3 separate regions of the Mus musculus genome follow, and all the other regions are linked to region 1. The links are chromatin contacts, found by Hi-C or POLR2A ChIA-PET in ENCODE. All regions are on one chromosome and are shown on one strand. Each heading gives the region's core, a stretch centred on a gene start or an enhancer-like site at or near the end of the contact. The rest is flanking DNA. Distances are from core to core; before and after follow the strand shown.

Region 1 (4,254 bases), core at 426-2,925:
AAAAATTGTTGGAAATTCTGTTCAATCCAAACCAAAGACCACTTAATAACTTTTTCAAAATGAAATTAAAGTCAGTAACTCAAAACAGCAATGCCTGGACGCAAATATTCAATTCTCTATGCAGAGTTCTAGCCACTATAGGATTGCTGCTATTGAGGCTAACTCAATCCAAAGACAACCTGATTGGATACATAATGAAGAATGACAGAAGAATACTAGATGTCTCTGTCTTCTGTAAAGAAACCAGGATGTGTTTGTCACTGCCTATGTGACAGCACCCGCAATACAGAGTGTACGTGCAGTGGATGCAGGATCAGACTGCAGAGAAGTCCAATGCACATGCTGAGTGTTGCGTTTAATTCTGAAATAACTTTTGGTTGTTAGGCTGTCAAAAACTGCTTACTATTGCCAAAAATTTTGTTACTCCATATTTAGAAGTTGAGAGCCACAGTTTAGGAAGCTGGGATTTATACAGTTAGATGTCATATACAAACATATACACATATGCAGTCACTAATTTTCTTAAATGTATACATTTTTATTAAAAGTTTACAGTGGTTGGTTATACAGGAAAAGTTATTCAAGAAAACATGAGCTTTTCTGGTGTATTAAGGTGGAAAAGATTTTTTTAAAAGTCACAGCATTCCTCTAGCAACAAACAAACAAAAAAAAAAAATAGAAAACGGCAGTTGTTGTCTACTGATTATGTGTTTGAAAGATTTAGGCTACCGGGTTGTATCTGATAAACTCTAGAGCCTTTTAATTCTCGCATTTCTTTTCTTTTCTCTTTTGGTTTGTTTTCTGAGACAGGGTTTCTATGGGTAACCCTGGCTATCCAAGAACTTACTCTGTAGACCAGGCTGGCCTCCAACTCAGAGAGATCTGCCTGCCTCTAGATCTGAGTGCTAGGTTTAAAGTTTGGCATGCGCTACCACTACCCGGCTAACCCCCCTCAATTCTTGATTGGTGGAATTCGCTCAAACTATAAAATCAGATAATATATATATATTTTAAATCATCGATATTGAACTATCTGGCAGCTACTAGCGCTATGTATTTCAATAGCGGGGTGTGGAAAGACATGAGGAAGAGCGTATTTCAGTCCCATCTCGGTCCATTGATATTTTTTTAAGAATGAGCGTAATTTTTTCTTTCTTTTTTATTTTGAGGAGAACACTGGCAGAGAGAAGCGGAACTCAGAAAAGGGAATTAGTCCCCAAGAAGCTCCCGGCGAACCAAACTGAGGAATCCACGCCCTTCCCAACCACCTGCGAGTGAATGAAACACCGAAGGCTCAAGAATTTCACGCTCGGGGTCCCAACGTCATGGGGTGTAGGATCTCCGCTGACCCCACGTGGCGTCGCCGCCACCGCAAGCCTTGGGGCGGGGCAGGGGAGGCGGCGTAAAGGCTGCCGGGCGGGTCGCCACTACGCGTGCGCGGAGAGGGCGTGGCTGTCAGGGCGGGGGGTCGGCCGAACCGGAGGGAGGGGCGGGGCAGCAGGTGAGCGCGCGCTAAGGGGCGGGGCCCTGGCCGCGCGTGCGCGGAGGGGGGCGGGGGCGCGCTGCGTAGGGGCGGGCCCTGGTCCTCCCGGTCCGGCGCCTAGGCCTGCCATCGGAGCTCCTCCCCGGCTGGGTCCCTCTCCCCGCCCTGTGGCGGTTCCTCCCTCCTCCGGCAGCCAGGCAGCATGGCGGCGGTGGAGACGCGGGTGTGCGAGACGGACGGCTGCAGCAGCGAGGCCAAGCTCCAGTGTCCCACCTGCATCAAGCTGGGCATCCAGGGCTCGTACTTCTGCTCGCAGGTAGCCGCCCACCCCGCGCCCCTCCGGTCCTCCGCCTCTGGGCCTTGTCGCCTCCCGCTCGGGCCTCCGAGCGGCCCGGGCCTCGGGAGCCGGGAGCCCGGCCGCCGGCGCTCTCGGGGGCGGAAGCTGACCTGCGGCGGGTTCGGGCCAGGCCTCCGCGGTCCCGTGGGCGGCCAGGTGTGTGCGCAGGTAGGGACGCGCGGGAGCCGGTAGCCCAAGACCTCCGCCGAGCCGGGGTCGGGTCTGGACGCCGCTGGCCGCGCTCCCGGGGCTTCTCTCCGGTGTCTCTGCAATCCCGGACGGAGACGGAAGCGACCTGCCGGGGCCTGGGGGTGGCTGCAGTCTCCCGTAGAGGAGAGCTGTTTCAGTCTCACTTCTTTTGTGTTTTACTACCGCGCTTTGACATTTAAGTAACTTTGAGTGTAGGCGTGGAGAGAGGTCGGTGTAATTCATTCTTTTCCGTTGGCATCTCAGATTATTAATTTGAGAACCGGTAAGGTAAAGAGATGAGTCACTTCTGTTACTGAAGTTCCTGGAGTAGAAAGGACAGTCCCGCAGGGGTTGTGCTTCAAGGCTCCGACGTAGTTTTTGTGCAACTGAGCAAACCTAGCACTGAGTGGGGCCCTGACAGAAGTGTGTATTTATTGAACAGTATTTGTGTCCCATCGCGTTTCTAGACTCAGAATAATGGCAAGGCAAGTAGTAGATGGTTATTAGGCTCTTAGTTACAATTTGTTGAGGAGAAGAATATAAGTACGTTGGTAATAAACTGACAGGTTCCTGGGAGAGGGGAGTTAATAGGCCAAAGACCTTGGCATGCTAGTTTTTCTGAGAGCTTGAGTAAGTGAAATTACTTAAGTTCCCCAGTTTCAGTGTTACTCTATACAGAGAGAATGAGGGTACCTTTCATTCTGTATTGTACAAGATTGTGCTGACAATGAAATTAAGGAAGACCCTGTAGCCCTATCATTTAGAGACGTTTTGTTTTTTAAAGGATTCCACTACAATTTAATGCTGGTATCTAGATAAAGTTGAAGAAGAATAATTATGTCACCAGTGGTAAGTGATACATGCCTTTAATCGCAGCACTTGGGAGTCAGGCAGGCAAATCTGTCAGTTCTAGGTCAGCCTGGTGTACAAGCAAGTTCCAGGACGGCCAGGGTTCTGGGGTGGGGGCGGGGGTGGGGTGGGGGGAAGAATAGTTATATGAAAATAGCAAAACCAACTATTTTCTAAGATAAAATAGATGGAAAGATAAAATAAGATGAAGCCAATGATTAAAAGCCTTAGCAATTGTAGTAAACCATTGCAAGAGTCCTTCACTATTGTATGATCTTGCCTTTAGAGAGTATATGACCCTTGACCTTGCTGACATCACTTTCCAAGCTTTGCACTTGGAGGAGAGAGACCTGAAAATAGCCTTGGAGCTATTAACCTGGTGCAGGGCCTCTTGTGGCTTTAATGTTTTCCAGTTTAACTTAGTGAGTTCTGTGTGGAATCTGGATTTAAAACAAAAATTTGCTATGAAAATTGTGTGCCATCTGACTAGATCAATGTATATAGTTCGTATTCAGGGGTTTCAAGTTGAGAGGCGCTAGGTGTGGTGGCATACACCTTTAATCCCGGTGCTTTGGAGGCAGAAGCTGGCAGAACTCTACTAGGCCAACCTGGTTTACCTAGTGAATTTTAAGGCCAGCCCTTGCTAAATAATGAGACTCTTATCTCAAAAAAAGAGAAAGAAAACGAACAAAAAATGGCTGGGCTGGAGAGATGGCTCAGTGGTTAAGAGCACTTTCTGCTCTTTGAGGGGACCTAAGTTCAGTTCCCAGCACCACGTGGTTCTCACAAACTTCTCAGGCACCAGGCACATAGCGCACAGGCACACTTGAAGGCAGAGCATCCATACACATAAAATAGAAATGAAATCTTAAAAACCATTGGGTGGCATGCATGGGTTAATGTGTACTGACACTAGCTCCCAAATTGATTATCCAGTACCAAGAGGTCAGCTCAGAAATCACATACACATTAGGATCCTTATATGGACTGAGAAGGTCATATTTATATGTTTACAAACACACACACACACACACACACACAAACACATACACACACACACACAATTACAAAGTTATAGAGGCCATGAAATTAAGAGCAAGGAGGTTTATGGGAAGGGTTGGAGGGAGGAAAGAGAAGTGGGGAAGACAGCATAGTTACAAATTATGGAATATATAAATGCTTAAAAGCATACTGTCCATCGAGCATAGGTGGCATTCTGTTGGAACGAGTAGAGCATCCGAGATCTCTATGAGTGTAGTCTGTGCTGGAGTCTGTATGTGTATACTAGTATTACTGATAGCCATGAAATCAAATATACCCACTCCCATGGCTAGCTTGTGAAATTTGTCACTGAGTCAGTTGTAGCAGTTCCTCTCTCCACTGTAATTCCTCACTT
Region 2 (4,102 bases), core at 295-2,794, 37 kb before region 1:
ACGGCGAGGCGCCGCTGCCTCGGGCTCCCTCTCCGGCTCTCTCGGGCCGGCTCGCCGCCCACCAGCCACGGTGCCCGCTAGGAGCCGCCCGCCCCACGCCCCCCCGAGACCCCGGGACCCCACGCCGATCCCCGCGCCCGTGTCCCGAGCCGCCCTCCGCCCGCCGCATCGCGGCCCCGCGCGGCGCCCCTCCCCCCACCGCCCCGGTGCCCGGGCCCCCACACGGCGTGTGCGCTCCACGCTGCCGCCGCCAGCCTCCCGGCGCCGAGGCTGCCCGCCGAAGGTCAGGCCGGGGGCGGGCAGGGACCGGACGCGGCGGGAGGCGCCGTGCGCGCCGGTAACGCCGTCCTGCGGGAGTCCCTGAGCGGAGGAAGCCGGAGCGCGGGGAGCTCGGGGGTGGGGGCCGAAGGCAATACTCACCGGTTCCACAGTCGCCATCTTAGATCGATCTGATCGCACAACCGCTCCTGAAGGGGGGGCGAGAGGAAAAAAATGAGATTCAAACCGGATTGGCCGGCTCCTGCCCACGTGACGGACGTGTCCGTTTGGCCCTAGCGGCGCCTGCGCAAGACTGCAGCTGCTTGGGGAAGGAGAGGCTTCTGGGAAGTGGAGTCTTTTTTTTTTTTTTTTTTTTTTTTTTTCTTAAGGCAAGAAGTTTTTTTTTTTCTTCCAAAAAAAAAAAAAGTGATCACGTGGTCGCTGGCGAGGGTGCGTGGCTCCCGGCGCCGCGGGCGCTTCCTGCCGAGTTGGATTTAGGCCTCTGCTGGGCAGCGGGCAGAGCTCCGGTTGCACTCACTGCGGGGCATTCCTGCTGTGCCTTCTGTCGCCCAGTCCTCCCATCTTTCCTAGAAGGTTGAGAACTGCAGGCTCAGCACACGCAAGAAGGCTTCATTTGCTTAGCTGAGGTCCTAAGACAAGTTGCTTTTTATTTAGTTTTTCTTTTCGCCTCCCACCATTTTCTCTTGGTTTCTGAAAGAGGCGGCGATGGAGAGTCGTTGATGTGGTCTGCGTCTCCCCAGTCCCCGGTCCACTAACGCGGGTGGTCCCTTGCTACCATCGCTGCCCAAGCGGGTGGGCGGGCTTGCCCCACGGTACCCTCTCACTCGTTTGGGGAAGGGGAGTGCACGCGTCGGCTTTTCCTGTTCCCAGTCCTGAGATGAAGGCGTCAGGGGTGAATCTTGCTGGACGTGAAAGTTTGGAAGTTCTGTCCAATCGGTTCCAGTATTCTGCTTGGACGTGGACGGAAATAGCCTACGTCCAGGTGCCAGCCAGGGAAGCCACTCGGGGCTCCGCTGACTCAGCCCTGGACTGAAGGTCAGGAGTCGTTAAACCGGGTCAACTATGACTCTTGACGTTGACTCATACTCCTTAGGCGAGTGACTTAATACGCTCAGTGCCTCAACTTTTTCATTTATGAACCAAAGATGATAATACACTTACCTCACAAGGGTGTGCTGTGGTAAGGACTGTAACCAGCTTTGAAAACGCTTCGGAATCTAGAAGCAAGCGCGTGCCTTCCTTAAGGACCAGCTCCCTCCGCCTCCGCTGCTGTTTTAGCAATCTTGCTTCTTGACCCTGGGTCTTTTGAAGCGCAGGATGGCCTTGAACTTGAGGTATAGGGGAGGATGGCCTTGAACTGTCGATCCTCCTGCTTCCACCTCCCCCCCACAAAGTATCGGGATTACTGGCGCGTGCTGGGCGTGGGGGTGGGTTGGGAGAGCACTTTTTTGCTGAGATAGGGATGGAACTCAGGGCTTCCTGAGCGCTAGGCAAGCACTCTACCAACTGAGCTATATCCCCAAGCCTTAACAGTGTCTTAAAATTTTCTTTTCTTTACTTTGTTGCGTACACCGATGCAGTTTTAAAGGGAATGTAGCTGCTCTCAACAGAAACTTCGTGTTCATGAACTTATGTTCATAACAACTAACAAACAGAACTGGCATGCTACATTTTCTTCTAAGTTACCAGGCCGTCAAAGCACTGTTGGGTAAAGTTCCTAATGAGGGAGCCAGGATCTCATGGCTTCCACGCAGCTTAAAAATGTTACCGCCAGGAAAAGCAGTGTAAGCAGGCTATCTCGTGTCTGCCTCTCCATGGCATTGCTGTTGTCCAGAGCTGTGTCATAGCTATTATTGAGTACATAATGGATGCTTGGGTTGACTAACACATAATTGAGGCTGTGTAAGAACTCAAAGCCAGTGCCTGCTCGTGTTTTTGTTTACCAGGATGGCAGAAGTGATTTTAAACGAAAGCTTCTGTTTAAGTTGGCGTGAGTAGATTCTCAAGTAGACATAGCTCTATGAACTAAACACATAGGTGAATTTCTATGTACAAATCTGTTAACACTAACCAAAGTAATTATAATTGACCCCTTATTTTCTGTTGTCTGTAAAGTGATGTCTGGTTAATTTCTATGAGAAGACAGCATTAGGGTGCTGAGTTGTAGCTCAGTTGATAGAGTGTTCATCCAGCCTAGATTCCCCCCAACACCACATAAACCCAGCATGCTGGAGGATCAGGACTTTAAATTCAGTGACATGGCAAGTTCTAGGCCACCCAAAGAAACAGGAGAATCTCTATCCAAAGAAAGGAAAAAGACAACCTAAATATCCTGTTTTGAGCTTCAGGGTTGGTTACAGCACAAACCAATCCATTGGCAAGAAAGTATCCTGACAAGCCTGAAAACCACCAATATAAAGTTTTTGTTTAAAATGACATTTGATTGTTTTTTTTTTTTTAACCTTCTTCCTCTGTTGTCAGTGAAGACTCATATTTTGGGCTACAGGTATAACTCAGGGGTAGAATGTTTGCCTAGCTTGCTTAAGATTCAGGATCCAGCCGGGCGTGGTGGCACACACCTTTAATCCCAGCACTCAGGAGGCAGAGGCAGGTGGATTTCTGAGTTTGAGGCCAGCCTGGTCTACAGAGTGAGTTCCAGGACAGCCAGGGCTACACAGAGAAACCCTGTCTCAGAAAAAAAACAAACAGAACAAAAAAAGACTCAGGATCTACTTCCTAGTACCCCTGTGTTCCCACAAAGACTTGCGCTTTTACAGTTTTTTTTTTGTTTTTTTTTTTTGTTTTTTTTGTTTTTTGGTTTTTTTGGTTTTTCGAGACAGGGTTTCTCTCTGTAGCCCTGGCTGTCCTGGAACTCACTCTGTAGACCACGCCGGCCTCGAACTCAGAAATTCATCTGCCTCCCAAGTGCTGGGATTAAAGGCGTGTGCCACCACTGCCTGGCTCGCCCCATTCTTTATAGTTTAAGTCATCTCTATATCTGTATATGATTTATTGACTATTTTTAAACATTTCAGATGTGTTTGCCTAGTGTCAACACTTACGATTTCATCTTGTCAAATATATGGGGGCTAGATTTTTATGTGTTATGTCGGTCTGTATACAATCACTTTCATTTTGCTTATTTATTCATTTATTTGTGGACCCAGAGTCTTGCTATGTTGTCCAAGGTGGTCTTGAACTCATAGACTCATAGGATCCTCCCATCTAGTCTTCCAAAGAGGCTGCAACTGAAGCCACAGGCAGCTGTGCCCAGCCATCACCTTACTACCACACCCATGCTTGTGCATGTGGTGGCGCACGCCTTTAATCCCAGCACGTAGGAGGCAAAGGCAGGCAGTTTGAGGCCAGCCTGATCTACAAACCAAGTCCAGGACAACCAAGGCTCTGTTACACAGGGAAACCTGATCTCAGAAAGCCAAAGGAAAAAGGAAAAAGGAAAAGAAAAGTTTAATTTAAAATCAGGGAAATGTTTGAGAGATGCTCTGATGCTGGCCTGTATGATGGAGTTGTCTAGATCACACACAACTACTTTGGCCCAGGGTAGTGTCGATATAACTAGTCCTTATAATCCTGGCCTGATCGAATGTTACTGGGCTTTAGTAAATAATGAAGATAGCTTCTCAATATAATACATTCCTCAGTCTGGTATGTTACCATTTTAACTCATGTTAAGACTTCAAATAAGAGCCAGGTAGTGGTGGCTCACGCCTTTAATCCCTAGCACTTGGGAGGCAGAGGCAGGCGGATTTCTGAGTTCAAGGCCAGCCTAGTCAGAGAGTTCCAGAACAGCCAGGGCTATACA
Region 3 (4,013 bases), core at 1,213-3,712, 46 kb after region 1:
GCTTCTTAGCCCGCCCATGAGCAAATACAAAAAGATGGAGAGGCCAACTTGAGGAAGGGCAGGTGTGGGGAGGACTGTGATTCTGTGGCAGGAAGACTTCCAATGCTTTCTCCTTGACACCGCCCTTTGGGGTTTCTCCCACAATGCCTTAGCTGGACATTACCTTAATCCGAACTTCATGAGCCTTTGGAGGGGCCACTTCTATCTCCTCTATGGAGAGAGGCTTTCCCGCCTCCCAGGCGACTGCAGCCTTACACCTGATCACCTGAGGTGGGGGAAAAGAAGTAAAGTTTATTCTCCTAGATTAGTAATTACTTCACGGGCAACCAAGATAATGATGCTGCTCATGTTAGTGTGCCAGGCTGTGGAGAGGGTCCAGGGCGTACAGCTCCTGCCCGTGCAGGCCTGAGGCCCAGAGTTCAGCTCCCCAGCATAACACCTGGAGGCAGATCAAGCTGGCTGGATCGAGTAACTGGCCTGGAGAGCTCTGGGTTCAAGTGAAAGACCCTGATTCAATGTATGGTGGAGCAATTGAAGACCTGATGTCAGCCTGAGACCTTGACATACCCACCTGTGAACACGCATAAACATAAACACACACACACACACACACACACACACACACACACACGCTACAAACTCAGACACACGCAAAGCTAAATAAATAAAACTAAATTGAACAGCATATTCACAGAAAAGCTTATAACCTCTAAGTGAGATGGAGAATTGTTTTTAGGTCTCACATAAATCACACAGTGAATAACATAAAATTAAAGGGCCAGATACAGTGAGGCAAACCTTTAGTCCCAGCGCTCAGAGGCAGAGGCAAGTGGCTCTCAGTGAGCTCGAGGCCAGCTAGATCTACACTTCAAGTTCCAGGACCGACAGGGCTACATGGAGAGATTCCATCTCAAACCTTCCACCCTAAACCACCATCAACCAGGACAACAAATATGTGCATATATATTATTTATATTTAAATTGTGTATACATATATATAAAATCAAAGGGCTGAAGAGATGGCTCAGTGGTTAAGAGCACCCACCTACTGCTCTTGCAGAAAACTCCAGGTTCAGTCCTATGCATCTACACTCTCACAGCTACCTGTAATTCTAGTTCCAGAGGATCTGTGCCACCCCCTGGCTTCCACAGGCTCCTGCATGCATATACACACACACAGGCACACACACACACATCTTAAAGGAGGGTGGGAGGTGGGGAAGAGATGGAGGAGGAGGAGGAAAAGGAAGAAGAAGAGGAGGAAAGAAAGAAAAGGAAAGAAGACTATGGAATACATGTCCCAAGCTGGGGTGTAGCTCAATGGTAGAGCATGTGCCTTGAATGCACAAGGCCTTGGATTTGAGTCCTAGCACAACAATGGACAAGCCAAGCAAAATCCCACCCAGAGTCTTTCACTAGGTTTGGCAAGTAATTCAAGGTTAGTATTCAAGCTTAGTATTATGCGACCTAATTATCTTTTCCTTGGGATGGCTTATATAGCATCACTTTAGTGCAATACTTCCCAGTGGAAAGGATCCTAAGAAATATCCAAATGGGGGTAAAAATACTATAACCATCTCTTATAACTGTGCTAACTAATGCATTAGCCATTTGCCACAGGTGGCTATTGAACACTATAGATAAAGGACAAGTGTGAACTGAAATCAGGTATGATGTAAAAATTTGAAAGCTTAGAAGAGTGAAGAATATCTCAATTTAAAAATACTTATAACGTGGAAATAATATTGCGAGTATCAGGTTGGGTAAACATACCATTAGAATTAATTTTATGTGGCTCTGTAAAGTTTACAATTCCATATGAAATTTATATCGCGCATCTAAAGCAATGAGCTACTAGAGCGATTACACTCAGTACAGACCTTCTTAACCACGGAACCAAACCTAGTGAGAAATGCTGGGTTTTGATCAGTTCACTTGACGCTTATGAAATGTGTTGACAGAATAAAGGTTGCAAGCCACTCACTGGGTTTACTGGAGATGGACTTGAAAGTCAAATAACGTGATTTGAAAAAAACAGGTACACCGTGCTGCACGTAGAAAGCCAAGGTCGAAGGAAGGGCCTAACTTTGCTTGGGAGTTTTGAGCACGGCCCGCGCTCCAAATCTGATCCTGCAACCCGGGCGCGACCCGGGCAAGTTCTTCCGTCCCGCGTGACGGGCGCGGGCCTCAGCCCACCGGGCTCCGGCGGAGCAGAGCAGAAAGCAGAGCTGCTCTCCAAGCGCGGCGCCGAAACAAAGCCTCCATGCCCTCGCTGCGGCTGCGCTCGCCTTCCCCGGCGGGCGGCAGCGGGCCACCCGGGCGTTCCCCTCCTCTGCTCCGGCCCACCGCGCGCCTCCATACCTGGTTCGCCATGGCCGCTAGTTCGGGATCGAGCGCTAAGGTTCACGAGTGTAGCGGAACCCGGGTGAGGGCTGGACCGTGCGTGAGGGGAGGGGCTGTGCGCGGGAGGCGGGCCTTCGATGTAGGCGGGGCGTACGTGAGGGCGGGAGGAGGTGGCTGTGCGTAGGGCGGGACTCGGCTGGGAGGCGGGCCTAATACCGGAAGGGCGGGGCCCGCGTTTCGGAGCCTGAGTTTCGGCTACTGCGCTCCGTTGCTGGGGAGGCAGTAGTTTTGGGGCCGTGAAGCGCTTTATTCCAGGCTGGCTCAACTGAGCCCCTGCAAAGCATCTCTGTGGTATTTCCTTGTCTAATTTTCGTGCAGTCTTTGTACGTTAGACGTGAGAGAAATATAGCGTGTGGTAACACGTGTGGGAAAGCACGTGTAGAACAAGCCACGCCTTCCGTGTGTCCCTGTCCGCGGTCCCCCCGCCCCCCTCTTCCCGGGCTTGCACGCGCTAGCTAGCGAGCTACTGATTTGCGGGTTGCATGCGCTAGCGAGCTAATGCAGCCCCTTGTTTTGCGGGTCTGGGTCCAGGACGAGTCAACACTGCGGCCCTCAAGGGCTTTGAAGGAACACTAGAGGGAGAGGTGCCCATCCTAGCAACAGCCCGACCTCGGATTTCAGCAGGTTACGACCAGGTCCTGGGATTTCAGGGACCATCGGACACGGAGAGAAGTTTTCAGGAAGGGAACCGAGGGAGCAGAGTGGGCCCCTTTTAAGAGTGGACCAACTATGTGGAGACAGAGGCTGCTGTATTTGCTGATGTAATCCCAAATGCTGCTTGTGTTGAAATGTACCCACTAAAACACCGCATTTTGTCTTTTTCATGGCTCATTTCCTGATTACACACTTTAAGGGTTGACATTCTCCACGGTACTGTTCAAAGCCCTTCTCTCACTTCACACTAACTCACACCCTGGCTTTTAACGTATATAATTAATAGGATGATCACCATAGTCTGTCTCCAGTCAGGGTAGTGTTCCTAAACTCCAGGCTTGAAGTACCAAGCCAGTGTGTATTAGGGTATCTCAGTGCTTAAAACCCAACTTACTTAAAACTAATCTTGTATTCGTGCCTCCTAATCCTTTTAAATGATTCCAGTGTCTGGTGATTAAAATATTCAAATATACAAGCCATTTCCAGTCAAACCACCACATGTGGATATTATAAGTTATACTCCTGTAAGAAGTTGAACAAGTTGAGGAATTCATAATTCTTACAGAAGTGAAGTCACGCAGGGAGAGCTGCTGCCCCCCGAAACAGAAACAGGAATACAGAGAATCACAATCCATCAGACTAGAAATTCATCATTGCAAGAAGCAGTACTAGGGCCAGAAACTGAAGAGTGATTGACCTATTGCTGTAGGCACTTTGTAGTTTAGTCTGACTTTTGTAAACGACGGAGGATGCAGTCATGTGGAGTGGAGTATTCTCATACTTTGAGAAGTTTATTTTCACGATTTTTCAGGGAAGGAGGGAGAAAAATTTTCCTACTGTTTCCTTTAGAGCAGTGTTTGTCACGTGTGGGTCATGACCCTTCTGGGGGTCGAATGATCCTTTCATAGGGATCACGTATCAGGTATCCTGAACATGAGATATTTTCATTACGATTC

Evidence for each region. A loop is a pair of places that touch in the nucleus more often than their neighbours do. ChIA-PET counts read pairs that join two places held with the same protein, here RNA polymerase II (POLR2A).
Region 2: a loop to region 1 is called in a map of gastrocnemius, with 10 times the contacts of the local background. The contact joins the promoter of Eif4e here to the promoter of Metap1 in region 1. A Hi-C loop is called at or near these places in 15 of 37 maps with a recorded cell type or tissue (T-helper 17 cell, T-helper 2 cell, adrenal gland and 5 more). POLR2A ChIA-PET finds 5 or more read pairs at or near these places in 4 of 5 experiments (Patski and embryonic stem cell).
Region 3: a map of left cerebral cortex shows a loop between it and region 1 (10-fold over the local background). The contact joins the promoter of Adh5 here to the promoter of Metap1 in region 1. A Hi-C loop is called at or near these places in 9 of 37 maps with a recorded cell type or tissue (adrenal gland, gastrocnemius, heart and 1 more). POLR2A ChIA-PET finds 5 or more read pairs at or near these places in 3 of 5 experiments (Patski and embryonic stem cell).

What each region holds. Positions count from the first base shown.
Region 1 is chr3:138,486,803-138,491,056 of GRCm38, reverse strand. It overlaps Metap1 (methionyl aminopeptidase 1), which reads left to right and starts at 1,675. Exons shown (of 11, transcript NM_175224.4): 1 at 1,675-1,799. The coding sequence starts at 1,686. Gm32553 (a long non-coding RNA gene) reads left to right here and starts at 2,996. Exons shown (of 2, transcript XR_001784010.2): 1 at 2,996-4,254.
Region 2 is chr3:138,523,633-138,527,734 of GRCm38, reverse strand. It overlaps Eif4e (eukaryotic translation initiation factor 4E), which reads right to left and starts at 1,544. Exons shown (of 8, transcript NM_007917.4): 1 at 1,441-1,544; 2 at 421-467. The coding sequence starts at 438. It overlaps Mir1956 (microRNA 1956), which reads right to left and starts at 1,314; the gene lies at 1,250-1,314.
Region 3 is chr3:138,441,542-138,445,554 of GRCm38, reverse strand. It overlaps Adh5 (alcohol dehydrogenase 5 (class III), chi polypeptide), which reads right to left and starts at 2,462. Exons shown (of 9, transcript NM_007410.3): 1 at 2,362-2,462; 2 at 164-265. The coding sequence starts at 2,373.